Regions from separate parts of the Homo sapiens genome. Here region 2 is linked to region 1. A link is a loop called in an ENCODE intact Hi-C map of the cell type or tissue named here. Cell type or tissue: PC-3. All regions are shown on one strand. Each heading gives the region's core, and the rest is flanking DNA. Links, peaks and the distances in the headings are about the cores only.

Region 1 (7,593 bases), core at 781-5,780:
CGCATACAGTATGTGAGGATCCATCTGCGGGGGTGTCTGCCCACCAGCCTCTATGCCACGTCGGCAGACCTGGCCCCCACCAGAATGCAATGGGGATGGAGCTGCAGATGCCTCCTGTTAGCCCAATTCCTTTTGACAATGTTCACATTCAGTTAGGGCCCAAAATGCTTGTACTTGTCAGTTGGGATAAATGATGAAGAAAATAGTTCCCCTGCGGAAAGTGAAACAGAATGGCCAAAGGAGAGACTTTCCTGTACTGATCCTCCACGCTGTACTGCTAAAAACTCATCCTTATAAAACAGCTCCTGCGTTTCCCACTTCTCCTTCACTTTGCCAGATATGACTGTTGGAGAAAAGACGGCTGACCTGCAGGGGCGTTCAATATCGTGGGCTGTTCTCTTTTTGAAATTTTAGGGCAAGTGAAATTGATTCTGAAAGAAAACTAGCGGGGCAGGGAAAGTATTTCTGCTTCCACAAAGACAACTCCCTCAGAAATGTTGGATTTTGATTTCATAGTTTGCCTATTTGTGTCTACATAACACCTTTCCCTAAGGAATTTAAAGCATTATACAAACACTACTTTTCATGTTTATAAAGGCCCCACTGGTAAATGTAATATTCTTTTTACTAGCAGTTTGAAGATTTTCCAAAATGTAGCCCCAAGCTCTCGTGTCCAGCTCTTTTCCTAGGACCATGATTCCCCCTTCCCCCAGAGGTACTTGTCTTAGGCAGACGTACTCCATTCTTGACTTCATAGCTTTCCAGTGCCATCATTACACCCCAGCTTGCCAATTATTCACCTCCTCTTTCTTCTTCATTGCTGCCTTCTCTGATTGATGGAAACACATTTTCCTTTATCATACCAGGTTATGTAAGACACATAGTGTAAATCCTAAGTTAAAAAGGTAAAGTCTCTTCTCTCTGGGGTTTGCCTCGTGTTCCACATTCTCCCTCAGCTATAGGACCCTTGCAATGGACACCTGAAACAAAATGTCCTGCCATGTCATGCCACATCGTATCTCATCATGTCTCCATTTCAACACATATTTATTGATTGATAGAAATTTTGCCAGTGGACTTTTTCTCCTGCTGTATTATTTATTCTCTGTACATTAATATAGATTATCCTGGGAATTATGTTATTCTAAATGTACAGGACTTTTAGATAGTGCCCATTTGAACTTAGAAGCATATAAACTGGTGCTGGGTCTAGACTATGTGTTTTTATGTGGGATCTTGATGGGTCCTAATTGGATATGAGTGTGTGCTAAAGTAACGTTTGATGATTTTCAGATATTATTTTTAAAGTGTCTAAAGGTTAAACGGACCCTTACTGGGTTCTGGGATAAAGCTCTAGTATGAGATGCCTTAGATCAGTGGTCATCAGATCTGTATTTCTTATGTCCCACTGAACACATGTGGAAGCAAATTTATTCATTTGTGCATTTATAAGTGTTGTATTAATTTCTAAATTTACGATGACATTGTAGTCATACTGTAGCTAATAATACTATTATTTTGGAGATCACTTCTGATTGTCACTGTTCATACATGTGCCTCTGAACCAGGTAAGCTGATTATATAAAGTACAAATTAATTTTTTTCTTACATTTAAATCGTTGTAATGTGTATAGATTTACAAATATATCACAACATAAAGCGCTATGTCAATAGTCAGCTGACATATAGGGATTATCTATTTATTAAGCAAAAATTAATTCATAATTTACTATGGGTTTAATGTATATCTTCCTAGTTACCTGGGAGGATAAAGAATGGCAGAAGGTGGTAAGATAAGCATATATTTTTTACTCCCAAGATGAACAGTATGTTAATAAGTACTGTAGAAGCTCACTGAAATGGGAGATGAGTGGGTCTGTGAAAAGGTAAGATGTGAATACAAGTTTAAAAAATAGAGAGGAAGGGAGAAGAGGGTCAGAAGATGCAATATTTGCTGTTGAGACTAAACATGGTATGTTTGGGAGACCCTGGGGGGACGAGTTTGATTGGATAGGAAAGTTGGGCTGGGTAAAATGGGAGAAAAGTGGTTTTTGAAGATGTATGACCATAGAAAAAAATCTGAGGAGGCTGGATTTGTCCTGGAAAACATGATAAACCCAAGAGCCACTTGCCCTGATAAAAGCCTCTCTCTCTCTCTCTCTCTCTCTCTCTCTCTGTGTGTGTGTGTGTGTATGTGTGTGTGTGCGTGTGTGTGTGTGTGTGTATGTGTGTCTGTGTAGGGGAAGAGAATTAAAATTTGTTGATTACCAATATATGTTAAGTATGGTTCTAAGTTGATATTTTTTCATGTTTGTCCCCTCCAATTCTCATGTTGAAATGTGATCCCCAGTGTTGGAGATGGGGCCTGGTGGGAGGTGTTTGAATACTGGGGGCAGATCCCTCATGAATGCCTTGGTGCCTTCCCAGGGGGTAATGAGTGAGTTCTGGCTCCATTAATTCACACAAGAGCTGGTTGTTTATTCATTTTTTTGTTTAAAAGAATAGTTTAACTTTTATTTTAGGGTCAGGGGCACATGCGCAGTTTGTTATATGGGTGAACTCGTGACTCAGCGGAGTGGTATATAAATTATTTCATCATCCAGGTACTAAGCATAGTATCTGAGTTTTCTTTTTCTGAACCTCTCCTTCTTCCCACTCTCCTTCAAGTAGGCCCTAGTGTCAAGTGTTCCCCTCTTTCTGTCCATGTGTTCTCATTATTTAGAGAGCTGGTTGTTTAAAAGAGCCTGGCACATCCTTTCCTCTCTATTGCTCCCTTTCTCCTCATGTGACACACTTGCTCCCCCTTCACCCTCCACCCAGATTGTAAGCTTCCTGGGGCCCTCACCAGAAGCAGATACCAGCACTATACCTCTTATACAGTCTGCAGAACTGTGAGCCAAAATAAATATTTTTTTCTTTATAAATTACCCAGTCTCAAGTGTTCCTTTATAACAATGCAAAATAGATGAATACATAAGTGTTTCACATATGTTATCTTATTAATTATCGTAATGATGAATATGAAGGAAGTATAATCATTCCAGTTTTTATGTAAATGTTGAGGCTGAAAGACTCATATTCCTCCTCTAAAACCATTCAACAAGTAAGTTTTAGAACCAGAAGCTGAATAATGGACTACTTGGGACCAGTGTCCAAGGTCTTTGGGTAAACCTTATGGAAGGAATGTGTGACTCATAGTTTAAATATTATGGCTCACTAATTTGTACAACATTTCAGTTAGAACATACAGGCAGATATTTGATTTAACTAATAACTTAGTATGGGCCACATAGCATCTGCTTGCCAGTATTAATGTAGCTGTGGCTCATTAAGGTCAAGGAAAAGAAGGATGGCCCTTTAAATGGTCCCAAATTGTTTTTAATTTGCACTATCATCTCTTGACATTAAATGCTTTTAAATTTTTTCTTCTAGCAGTTTATTGTCACTCTAGTTATTATGAAACATTCAGGACAGACAGACTGATATTCAAGTATTGTTGTATGGGTGACTTTCTTTCTATCATATTTGGGTACCATGGCAGCTTGGAGAATATACCTGTCAGACCTCCTAATAGAAGGTGGTAATTGACCAATGGCTGCTGAAGCTGAATTTTAAATTTCTGTGCCATGTGTGCTGTGAGGCCTCACCTTGCACAGGCTGCTCCCTGCCAAAGACTGCATGCTGCAGGATGCTAAGGTTTCAGGAAGACACTGGGATTTCTTTGTCAAATAACTGCCTGAATCACTTGCCTAGGGTTTTGGCCAATCTTTCTGAGACCATGGGCAGGAGGGTCTACATTGCTTCCACCAGCCATCTCTGCTGTTCCTCCCCTCAAGTTCTGATGATTTCCCTGACCCTTTCCAACTCTTTCCCCATTTCCTTTTGCACATGTATTTTCCTTAATAAAATTCTTGCATGTTTAATCAATGACTCATTTTCTCAAACAACTAAAATGGGGAGAATAAAAATAAACACAATAAATAAAAATAAGAAATGGGTAAGTTGATTAGAATAAAGTTCCCATAAGAATATGTTAGAAGATATTTAAGAGTAAAGTTTTCTCTTGGTTCGTACATGGATCACTTACTTTTGAAAAATTATGTTGTAGCACTAAAAAATTCAAAAAAAGAAAAAATGTCTATGATCTCATAATCATAACATTTATTTTCATTTTTCCATATAACTTATTAGCCCTTGAGTACATATATGTGTATTTTATGTAATTGTAACTAATGTGTGCATACCACTTTATTGTTTGATTTTCCACATGTCCACATAGTTTGAATATCTTTTTAATGACTTTTTGATATCACAATAGTTCAAAATTTTGTCATATTATTTTCCTATCATGAACTTTCATATTGTTTCCAATTCCTTTGTGCTATTATAAATATTCTGCTATGCTCACTCTTAAAACATTTTGGTTATGTTGAAACTTTTCCAGAGTGTAAATTCTTGAGAAAGAGTTTACAGAGCTAAGGGAGATAATAATCTTTATCTCACGTCCTGTATTTGGCTATTTTCTTTTCCAAAACTGTGGCACCATGCCACCAAAAGAAAATGAGAATTCCAAATTCAGCTTAACCTCACCAGCACTGAATGTTGGGCATTATATAAGGTTTTCTCATCTGTTACATTTTTTTAAAATACTGTAAGGTTTCTTTAGCTTGTAATTAATTGTTAACAAAGATGGATATTTTCCATTGATATATGTTCTAAAGTAAGAAGAAAAACATACATCTAATTAAATCAAAATCAATATCAGTGTATTGACTCAATTGTTAATCAACTAGGAATACATATTTTTTCCCTTTCATTGTAGGAATATTTACTTTGAGGTTTTAAAGAAGTAATTTGTCTCCTCAAAGTCAAGTAGCTATTCCTTTTTAATTTCATAACACCATGACAAAGCAACAGGTTCATTCTGTAACAGCAGGTAGAATGCATGAACATTGTAGATAACTTTATTTAGCATTATTTGTTTATCATCTTTTTACCCTAGGAAAACAATAACAGAAATCAGAAGGTCACGTAGAGGTTATATAATGGAATCTCATTCTCCTCCATGCATATTTACAATTCTGGGACCAAATAAGAACATGTCAGCAGGTTAGCTCCCTTTGAAGTAAGGGCAGGCAAGACTGAGAATTCCAAGTGGGCATCTGAGCCTCATTCACTGAGACACATGCTGCCTTCTTTCAGAGAGATGTTGGCTCATTTGTTCTGGCACCTGGAAGGTAATTTTCACCTTTTCTCTTGAGAGTGAAAAAGCACTGGAGAAGAATTAAGGAAGGGAAAGTTTTGGATTGTTCTTTTTGAAAATTCTATCAGGGATTTTCCTGGAATTTCTTTTTTTTTAAAAAATAAAATTAATCCCACAGCTAGAACTACTTCTAAAATAAGTTTTCTAAAACTTATTTTTTAACAAACTTTCTAAACTTATTAAACTTTCTAAAACTTATTTTTTAACAAACTATTAAGACTTATTGTTTTATTGTTTATTATTAAGACATTGTTTTAACAAACTAACTGAAATAAGTCTTCCCAAAATCATATAATCACTGAAATGTTTCCTCATGAGAGAATTTATTGCTCCTTCCTCTATTCTCCAAAAGCATTTTGCATAAACTTTATTTATTTCATGCTACCTCATTGTACGTATTGTTTAATTTTTGTATTCCTCATTCTCCCTTTTAGAATGAAAGCTCTTAGTAGGAAAGCCTCAGTTAATATTTCATTCCACGAAACTTCTAATAAACTAACATTCAGAGGATGCATCACAAATGGCAGGAGTACCATTTCACATGCTTTACATCATTTAATCCATACAACAACTCCATTAAATAGTTACTATTCTCTCCAGTTTACTGATGAGGAAGTTAAGACTTGAGGAGGTTAAGTAACCTGCCCAGGGATGCACAGTTATTTTGCGGCAGAGCTGGAATTCAAATCGGATCTGTCTGACTCCGAGCTTAAATTCTTTGTATTTTTTAATTTTTTTTCTCTGTTGATTCTTTAATTAACATGAGCCGGACACTTTCCACTGTCTTCTTGGCACTTTCAGGATTTCTTATTTTTTTTTCTTTTTTTTTTTTTATTATACTTTAAGTTTTAGGGTACATATGCACAATGTGCAGGTTTGTTACATATGTATACATGTGCCATGTTGGTGTGCTGCACCCATTAACTTGTCTTTTAACATTAGGTATATCTCCTAATGCTATCCCTCCCCCCTCCCCCCACCCCACAACAGGCCCCTGGGTGTGATGTTCCCTTTCCTGTGTCCATGTGTTCTCATTGTTCAATTCCCACCTATGAGTGAGAATATGCGGTGTTTGGTTTTTTGTCCTTGCGATAGTTTGCTGAGAATGATGGTTTCCAGCTTCATCCATGTCCCTACAAAGGACATGAACTCATCATTTTTTATGGCTGTGTAGTATTCCATGGTGTATATGTGTCACATTTTCTTAACCCAGTCTATCATTGTTGGACATTTGGGTTGGTTCCAAGTCTTTGCTATTGTGAATACTGCTGCAATAAACATACGTGTGCAAGTGTCCTTATAGCAGCATGATTTATAATCCTTTGGGTATATACCCAGTAATGGGATGGCTGGGTCAAATGGTATTTCTAGTTCTAGATCCCTGAGGAATTGCCACACTGACTTCCACAATGGTTGAACTAGTTTACAGTCCCACCAACAGTGTAAAAGTGTTCCTATTTCTCCACATCCTCTCCAGCACCTGTTGTTTCGTGACTTTTTAGTGATTGCCATTCTAACTGGTGTGAGATGGTATCTCATTGTGGTTTTGATTTGCATTTCTCTGATGGCCAGTAATGATGAGCATTTTTTCATGTGTTTTTTGGCTGCATAAATGTCTTCTTTTGAGAAGTGTCTGTTCATATCCTTCGCCCACTTGTTGATGGGGTTGTTTGTTTTTTTCTTGTAAATTTGTTTAAGTTCTTTGTAGATTCTGGATACTAGCCCTTTGTCAGATGAGTAGGTTGCAAAAATTTTCTCCCATTTTTTAGGTTGCCTGTTCACTCTGATGGTAGTTTATTTTGCTGTGCAGAAGCTCTTTAGTTTAATTAGATCCCATTTGTCAATTTTGGCTTTTGTTGCCATTGCTTTTGTTGTTTTAGACATGAAGCCCTTGCCCATGCCTATGTCCTGAATGGTATTGCCTAGGTTTTCTTCTAGGGATTTTATGGTTTTAGGTCTAACATTTAAATCTTTAATCCATCTTGAATTAATTTTAGTATAAGGTGTAAGGAAGGGATCCAGTTTCAGCTTTCTACATATGGCTAGCCAGTTTTCCCAGCACCATTTATTAAATAGGAAATCCTTTCCCCATTTCTTGTTTTTCTCAGGTTTCTCAAACACCAGACAGTTATAGATATGTGGCATTATTTCTGAGGGCTGTGTTCTGTTCCATTGGTCTATATCTCCGTTTTGGTACCAGTACCATGCTGTTTTGGTTACTGTAGCCTTGTAGTATAGTTTGAAGTCAGGTAGCGTGATGCCTCCAGCTTTGTTCTTTTGGCTTAGGATTGACTTAGCAATGCGGGCTCTTTTTTGGTTCCATATGAACT
Region 2 (7,593 bases), core at 1,435-6,434, 90 kb after region 1:
TGTCCCAGCCACTCTCCACTCCAGCTCTGGGTTCTGAAGAAGAAGAAGAAAAAGATAAAAAGAATGGAGTAAAGTTACAAGGAGGGAAAAGAGAGAGACATTTTCTTAACCTTTTGGATGTCTGCAGGTAACCTTGCTTGAAATTCTAGTCCAGGCATTTTATTTCCTCTTTCACAATGTCCTTAGTTTATCACCATTATGTGTGGCTCAGTGATAGTTGAGACCTGGGATAGCCATACTCAAGGTGGGACAGGATGACCCAGCAAAAACAATTCATTTTTCCCCTATTCTTTCTGTTTTCCTCACAAGGATGTGAACCAGGCTTACCTCTGAGGCTGCAGGAGTAAAAAGTCTTCATCTCCTTTTTGTTTTCTCTGTTTTATTGGCCGCAGCTTACTTAGAATCACTCACCTGAAACCAGTGACTTCTGTGGCTGCTGGCAAAGCAGCATTCCTCTTTATTTTCAGGATACTATGGGGGGATGGAGCATAAAACTGAGTGGCAGGGGCAGCTCAGGAGCCCACATGGCTGCAGCCATTGTCTCTGCTGTTGAGAGAACTCCTGAGCAGTGCCTGGGATACTACCTTCCTCCGCAGTAGTTTGGGGCTGAGTGCTCAGAAAGATCTTGAAATGCTTTAGAGAAAAGTTAGGGAACATTTTGCGGGACTGATTTTCTTTCATTTCTTTCATGACCTTTCCCTCCCTTCATTTAGAGAGCTGCCAGTTATGACATTCATTCATGTATTCATTCAATATATATTTGTTTAGTATGGAATGTATGCTGTACTGCATTGGATTCTAGGGATTCAAATATAAACTCCTGCCATTGAGGAACCCCTAGTCTTGTAAGACCCAGACAGAAGTGAATACTCAACAACACTACACTTGGCTAAAGGGTAAGCATGACTCCTACACTCTGCTAAGTGCATGGACAGGTTTGTGTATGTGGTGAGTGACTCTGCCTGGGAAGAGGAGTAAGCAAGCAGGGCAGATGTCATCAAGAAGGTGACACTGAAATTGGGGATTAAAGCTCTGTAGAACTTTGTGTTATACAAAAAAGATGGGAAGCAAATAGAGGACAGAAGGAACAGGATGTGTGGAGGCCTGGAAGTAACTGTGAATAGGTGAGTGTGGCTGGACTATTGGATGTGTGTTAGTTTGGATTAATGGGGGATGATGCTGGGAATGGGACATTTAAGGCCCCACGTAGTCTCACAGCTTCTCATTCCCATTAAGGAGAGATGGTGGATTAATACACTTGGCTTGCCTCTATTTCCTGCTTCTCACCTGAATCTCAGAGGACCAGGAAGTAAGAGGAGTTGGGGCAACTAACTAGCATGGGCTATGTGTGCGATAGGTCAGTCACTGAACTGGGCCCTTTATATGTGGTCTTAGTTAATTCTCACAACAAACTAGGGAGTTATGAAATTGTCATATTTGATCAATGTGGAAGCCTGACGGTCTCAGAATTTGACTCAGATCTGTGTGGATTTAAGTAACCTTTCTAGGTCCTGTTGCTTCTGACGGCTACTTTGATGGCTACTTTCAAAAAAGATTCATGACGCTGTTACATATGAAAATAAAAATCGGATGAATTTTATGAACTTGGTGCAAAATGTGGGCTTTACCCCACAAACAGTAAAATGTCACTGAACCCACAGGGCCAAGCAGCTTGGGAGCTCCAGCAGGACTACCAAGGGCTGCCACTGGCTGTCTGACAGTGCCTGGCAGGAACACAGCCCATCAAGCAGGAGAGAAGAGAGCAGCACATAGCCAGCTGCAAGCCCCCGAGAAGTATACCAAAATCAGGGAATTTGCATAGTAAAATTGAAAGCATATTTGCATTCAAGAATCAAACGCATGCATTACCACTGTCCTGGAAATAGGCTGACTCAGACCATACGACTAAATAAAAGAATAATGTTTACTCAGAACTGATGTACTTGTTTAAAAAGTTAATGTTTTAAGCTTTCTGCCTTCTAGCAAAACATTGCTAATCTAATTAGAGCTTTCCAACCCCTCTTGGCCTGCAAGCAGGCCTGCTGTGCATTGACTGCTCACCAGACAGGATGGACCCTGGGCCCTTTCTGCTCACCCCCTCAGCTTAAAAAGTTCAGCTCAACCCTCCTTCTCATCTCCAAATGTTTTCTTCTAATTTCTAAGCCAGCCACCAGCACATTCCAGCACTTTGCACTCCCTAGAATCCCAGAAAGCAAGTTTATTTGTGTGATAGGTCTTCCCTCAAAGACATTCTTAGAACGCTATGTGGTGGAGCAACTGCTATCTAATTGCAAAGGCAAGGAGGTTTTAGCAACAGTAGAGGGTTTTTATCATGTTGAGGCCACTTATGAGGAGGGGATCTTTAAACCTTCCCCAACTCAAACTTCAGCAAGTTAGTTTATTGAAACTTTTTTCCCATACCCAAGTTGAAGCTGGCTAGCTCTTTTTTTATCCAGGGAACTAGAGGGTGGTGGCTGGAGAGGTTATGGATGATAAAGTTTAAGATTGAGGTGGAATTAATTAGTGGTAATCTCATTCTAAACCTAGTTTGCTTTCAATCATTCTAGATTCAGGAAGGAGTGAGCCCCAAGGGTGTTATAAAAATATCGTGAAATAAAAATATAAATGCAAGTCTGTGAAGTTTTCCTGCAATTTACACCGAAAGGGAATTAGTCTGGCTGCAAAGTGTCTGGGGATGCTGGGTAAGAACATGGTAGGTGGGGAGCCCTGCCTTATTTCTCCCCAATTCCCACAGTTGCTGACTTTGGAGATGACGAACAAATGAAGTAGAATTGGTTTTAGGGGCAGAAATCATGGAAGTTTGCATTCAGCACTCTTGCAGTTCCAGAACCTCCTTCTACCCACCTCTTACTTCATATTTACATATCCCACAAGGGGGCAGTTTGTGGAGGCATTGGCATTCCCACTTAACAAAGGCATCACATGAGACACGGAGTGGTTAAGTGGTTTGCCTAGGATCACATGGCTATTTCGTACCATAGGTGGGATTAAAAACTTAGCAAATGCAGTTTCCAAAGCCCTGAATTGTTGAACTATTCACTGTAGGAAATGTTAAGATTCCTCCTTTCTCACAGATAGGTTGTAGGGGAAGCAAAATCATAACCGTTTCTTCCTCATCTCAGTTCCCCTCTGCACCTTTGAAAGGTTGAAGTATGTGTATTTAGTGACTCTAGGACAAGAAACCCTGGAGCCTGATGAGATACAGTTCCGTCCTTGCATCTCAGTGCTCAGAGCTCAACCCTTTAACCATCTCTTAGGGCTGAGTAGCTTTATCATGCATCCACACCCAGGAGGGCCCTTGGCTCCTGTGTTTGCAAATGCATAGGGTATCTCTAAGCAGAAGAACTTATTTTCTTTCAATTCTCCCTAGCATCTGAAACTGACATCAAATTCTAGTTGGTAGGTTTAATAATCCTGGTGAAGAAGTATTATTAAACAGTGAAATCAGCAGTTAAAAAAAAAAAACAAACAAAAACAAGCAAACCAACCAACCAACCTAGTGTGCTTGTGGCTCAGAACAAATATGGTGGAAGGAAACCAGCTTATTTTGTTCAAGCTGTTACTCAAGCATGTTAATGTTGAGTGAATTTTTTAAACATATGCTGAGGTAGTTCACCTGTTCATGGTTTGCTTGAGTCAGATTCTGTTGTGTCTTTTTTGAGAAAAAAAGCTGTGATTCTATTTCCTAGTTAATTTATTAATTACGCTCCACCTGAACGCAGCAGTTAGCATTGCTATTATCTCCTGGATCAAATGCCACTCTGCACAATACTTTCATTGTAACTTAGAATTCAGCCATCACCCAGTTGCAATATATGGGAGATTATATCAAAAGTAATGTTTACAGTGTGCTAACAGCCTCATAAAGATAAACATCAGAAATTCATTTGAAAACCTAAATCACTGTGTCAGTTATGTTTCCATAAATGGCTTCCTTATGTATTTGTCTATACTTCAGCATGCATCTATTTGCCAAGACTTTCAGCAGACCCTGCCGTTGACTCATTCCAGGAGGAGTGAGGGTATGGCCTGTGGATACAGAGGAACAGTTGGTTCCACAGGCCACTTCTCCTACTTCCCTTTGGTTCCATTGCCAGACACATAAGGAAAGGAGATGCTTTCAATTTAGGAGCTGAGAAAATAGTTCAACCATACTCCCTGATGTTGTGTAGAGTCTGGTTCTGTCTGTGCTGCTTCTACCCAGGAACTGAGTTGGTGAGGCAACTTTCTGACTCACCTATTTGTGCTCCCATTCCTGAATCAAGAGGAGAAGATGATGTTGATGTAGGACACTTCAAATGCCCACATTTTTCTGGTGCAGGGGCTAGGAGTGCTGGCTTTGGAGTCACTGAGACTTCAGATTCAGCACCAATTCCATCACTTGCTAATTGTATAATTTGCTTACTTATACAATAGGATAAGTTACTTACACTCTCTGAGCTTCAGTTGCCTGATACTTCAAATGGGGGCCATGAGTGTAACAATCTAATAGGGCATTTGTGAGGATTAAGTAATCACACATATAGCACCTACGTCAGTCTTCCAAGTAAATGAAAAAAGTACCAAGTAAATGATGAATAAAGGTAAATTAGTATTGTTATGTTTGCCAACTGGGAGGACCACCTACAGGGCTGTTACAGAGAATAAATATAAAAATGCAGGCCAGAGCCTTTAGCACAGCCCTTGGTCTGTGCCTGCAGACTTTCTGGTATGACAATAGAGAGAAAATCTGTATTCATACTCAATTGGTGGATTTTAATTAGTCAGTAAAATAAACTATCTCTCTAGGTGCCATAAGGTTGCAGGTGTGGGAATCTGTTTCAAATGCCCTTCTCATTTCTATTTGCTGTTTCTTTGTTCTGACACATGCTGGGTAGATGGGCGCATTTCCAAAGCTGAAATGTCTGGATTTGGTCAAGAATCAAAACATTGTCTGTAGTTTATCTTCTGATCGCTCAGTTTATCCCAGGAGACTAAAGACCACCCTGAGACTTTAATTTTGGCATTCAAGCAAACTGGCATCCTCTGGAGATGAGCACCCAGGTACCAAGTATGTATAATTCTTGATGCATAAATATATACGCAGGCAGAAAGCCAGGATTCCAAGCTTGTGGTGAGTCAGCCTGAGCCCCAAAGGCTAACAGGACTGAGCGGTACTTTTTGTGCTGAGCCTAGAGGCCCCTAGGTTGGACTTTGATAGGATTTTTGATCTAAGTACTTTTTATCAGGTAATGATGCCATCTGAAATTTCCACAATATATTCTTTTCAAAGATCTTTTACATACAATATTGTATTACAACAATTCTGTGATATAAGCAAGGCAAAGACTCATTCTCCCTTTACCTTAGGAAGAAAATGTATGTCTAGAGAGATTAAGTGGTTCCATGCACACATTGAGTTATTGACAGCTTGGAACACGTAGTTAGGAAGGATACTTGAGGAGAGATTTGCTGCTGGAATGGTTATCAGTCAAAGAGGGGTCTCTTTTTCTCTCTGGGAGGGGAGCTCCTTATAAAATGAGGGCTTTGGATGAGGTTACTTCTGTGGTTCCGTGGTTCTTACATGTTACATTGTTGTTTCCTGATTTCCAGCCCTTCTTGCCTGCCTCCGGGATTCTCAGTTAGCGTGTGATTTTCAGTTCTGATGAAAAATTCTTCCTTGGCTCTAGGCCTACCAACTTCAGTCAATATTGCTAACTCTATGAAATGGTTCTCACACTTTTGTGTGCATCAAACTTATCTGTGGTACTTGTAAAAAATAGACTACAGACCAAAGTTTACAACACTTAAGAGACTCTGATGGGAGTGTGTGTGTGCATGTGGGTGTGTGTGTGTTGGTTGGTTGAGAGTGAATTCAGTGGTGTGCTGGACCAGTGCATAATGGCTTGCAAGAACATACTGAGCACATCTTTTGCCATCTTTACATTCTGTGAAAGTTTATCTTGAAATTGACTATGGCAGTCAATTGAGTTTTCACCCAATGGAAATCAGCAAGTACTACAAATTAGGGCTCCTCAAAAAACAGCGGGTTATTGCTGGTCACAGTGGCTCACGCCTGTAATCCCAGCTACTTGGGAGGCTGAGACAGGAGAATTGCTTGAACCTGGGAGGCGGAGGTTGCAGTGAGCCGAGATCGAGATCGAGCCACTGCACTTCAGCGTGGGTGACAAAGTGAGACCCTGGCTCAAAAAAAAAGCTGATTATTAAACATTTGCCCGCACACCATTGAGTGGTTTCATTGAGTTCCAACCTCATAATTAGCTCTCAGATAATTCAATCTAGTGCTTATAAGTCCTGAGTGGAACACTTGGGTAGAAATATCATGACTAGGAGAGGGCAGCCAAGATGGCTGAATAGGAACAGCTCCGGTCTACAGCTCCCAGCGTGAGTGACGCAGAAGACCGGTGATTTCTGCATTTCCATCTGAGGTACCAGGTTCATCTCACTAGGGAGTGCCAGACAGTGGGCACAGGACAGTGGGTGCAGCACACCATGCGAGAGCCGAAGCAGGGCGAGGCATAGCCTCACTCGGGAAGCACAAGGGGTCAGGGAGTTCCCTTTCCTAGTCAAAGAAAGGGGTGACAGACGGCACCTGGAAAATCGGGTCACTCCCACCCGAATACTGCACTTTTCTGAGGGTCTTAAAAAACGGCGCACCAGGAGATGATATCCCGCACCTGGCTCGGAGGGTCCTACACCCACGGAGTCTCGCTGATTGCTAACACAGCAGTCTGAGATCAAACTGCAAGGCGGCAGCGAGGCAGGGGGAGGGGCGCCCGCCATTGCCCAGGCATGTTTAGATAACAAAGCAGCTGGGAAGCTACAACTGGGTGGAGCCCACCACGGCTCAAGGAGGCCTGCCTGCCTCTGTAGGCTCCACCTCTGGGGGCAGGGCACAGACAAACAAAAAGACAGCAGTAACCTCTGCAGACTTAAATGTTCCTGTCTGATAGCTTTGAAGAGAGCAGTGGTTCTCCCAGCCCGCAGCTGGAGATCTGAGAATGGGCAGACTGCCTCCTCAAGTGGGTCCCTGACCCCTGACACCTGAGCAGCCTAACTGGGAGGCACCCCCCAGTATGGGCAGACTGACACCTCACACGGCTGGGTACTCCTCTGAGACAAAACTTCCAGAGGAACGATCAGACAGCAGCATTCACGGTTCACGAAAATCCGCTGTTCTGCAGCCACCGCTGCTGTTACCCAGGCAAACAGGGTCTGGAGTGAACCTCTAGCAAACTCCCACAGACCTGCAGCTGAGGGTCCTGTCTGTTAGAAGGAAAACTAACAAACAGAAAGGACATCCACACCAAAAACCCATCTGTACATCACCATCATCAAAGACCAAAAGTAGATAAAACCACAAAGATGGCGAAAAAACAGAGCAGAAAAACTGAAAACTCTAAAAAGCAGAGCACCTCTCCTCCTCCAAAGGAATCCAGTGCCTCACCAGCAATGGAACAAAGCAGGACAGAGAATGACTTTGACGAGTTGAGAGAAGTCTTCAGATGATCAAACTACTCCGAGCTACAGGAGGAAATTCAAACCAAAGGCAAAGAAGTTAAAAACTTGAAA

What was found. Hi-C counts contacts between places; a loop is a spot of excess contacts. Peaks named below come from ENCODE experiments on the same cell type or tissue, not always from the same donor. Only the 100,000 strongest peaks of a DNase experiment are listed, where the experiment ranks them.
Region 2: a loop joins it to region 1, with 6 times the contacts of the local background. A loop is called at or near these places in 1 of 110 quality-filtered maps.

The regions. Positions count from the first base shown.
Region 1 is chr6:51,025,312-51,032,904 of GRCh38, forward strand. No RefSeq gene overlaps it. Among named protein-coding and RNA genes, the nearest start is that of TFAP2B, 210 kb to the left of the region's middle. RefSeq lists enhancers at 1-642, 1-19. In PC-3, for the core only: no CTCF peak of the experiment used is centred there; a DNase peak (open chromatin) is centred at 3,160; H3K27ac peaks cover 3,759 bases.
Region 2 is chr6:51,115,086-51,122,678 of GRCh38, forward strand. No RefSeq gene overlaps it. Among named protein-coding and RNA genes, the nearest start is that of TFAP2B, 300 kb to the left of the region's middle. In PC-3, for the core only: no CTCF peak of the experiment used is centred there; no DNase peak of the experiment used is centred there; H3K27ac peaks cover 1,025 bases.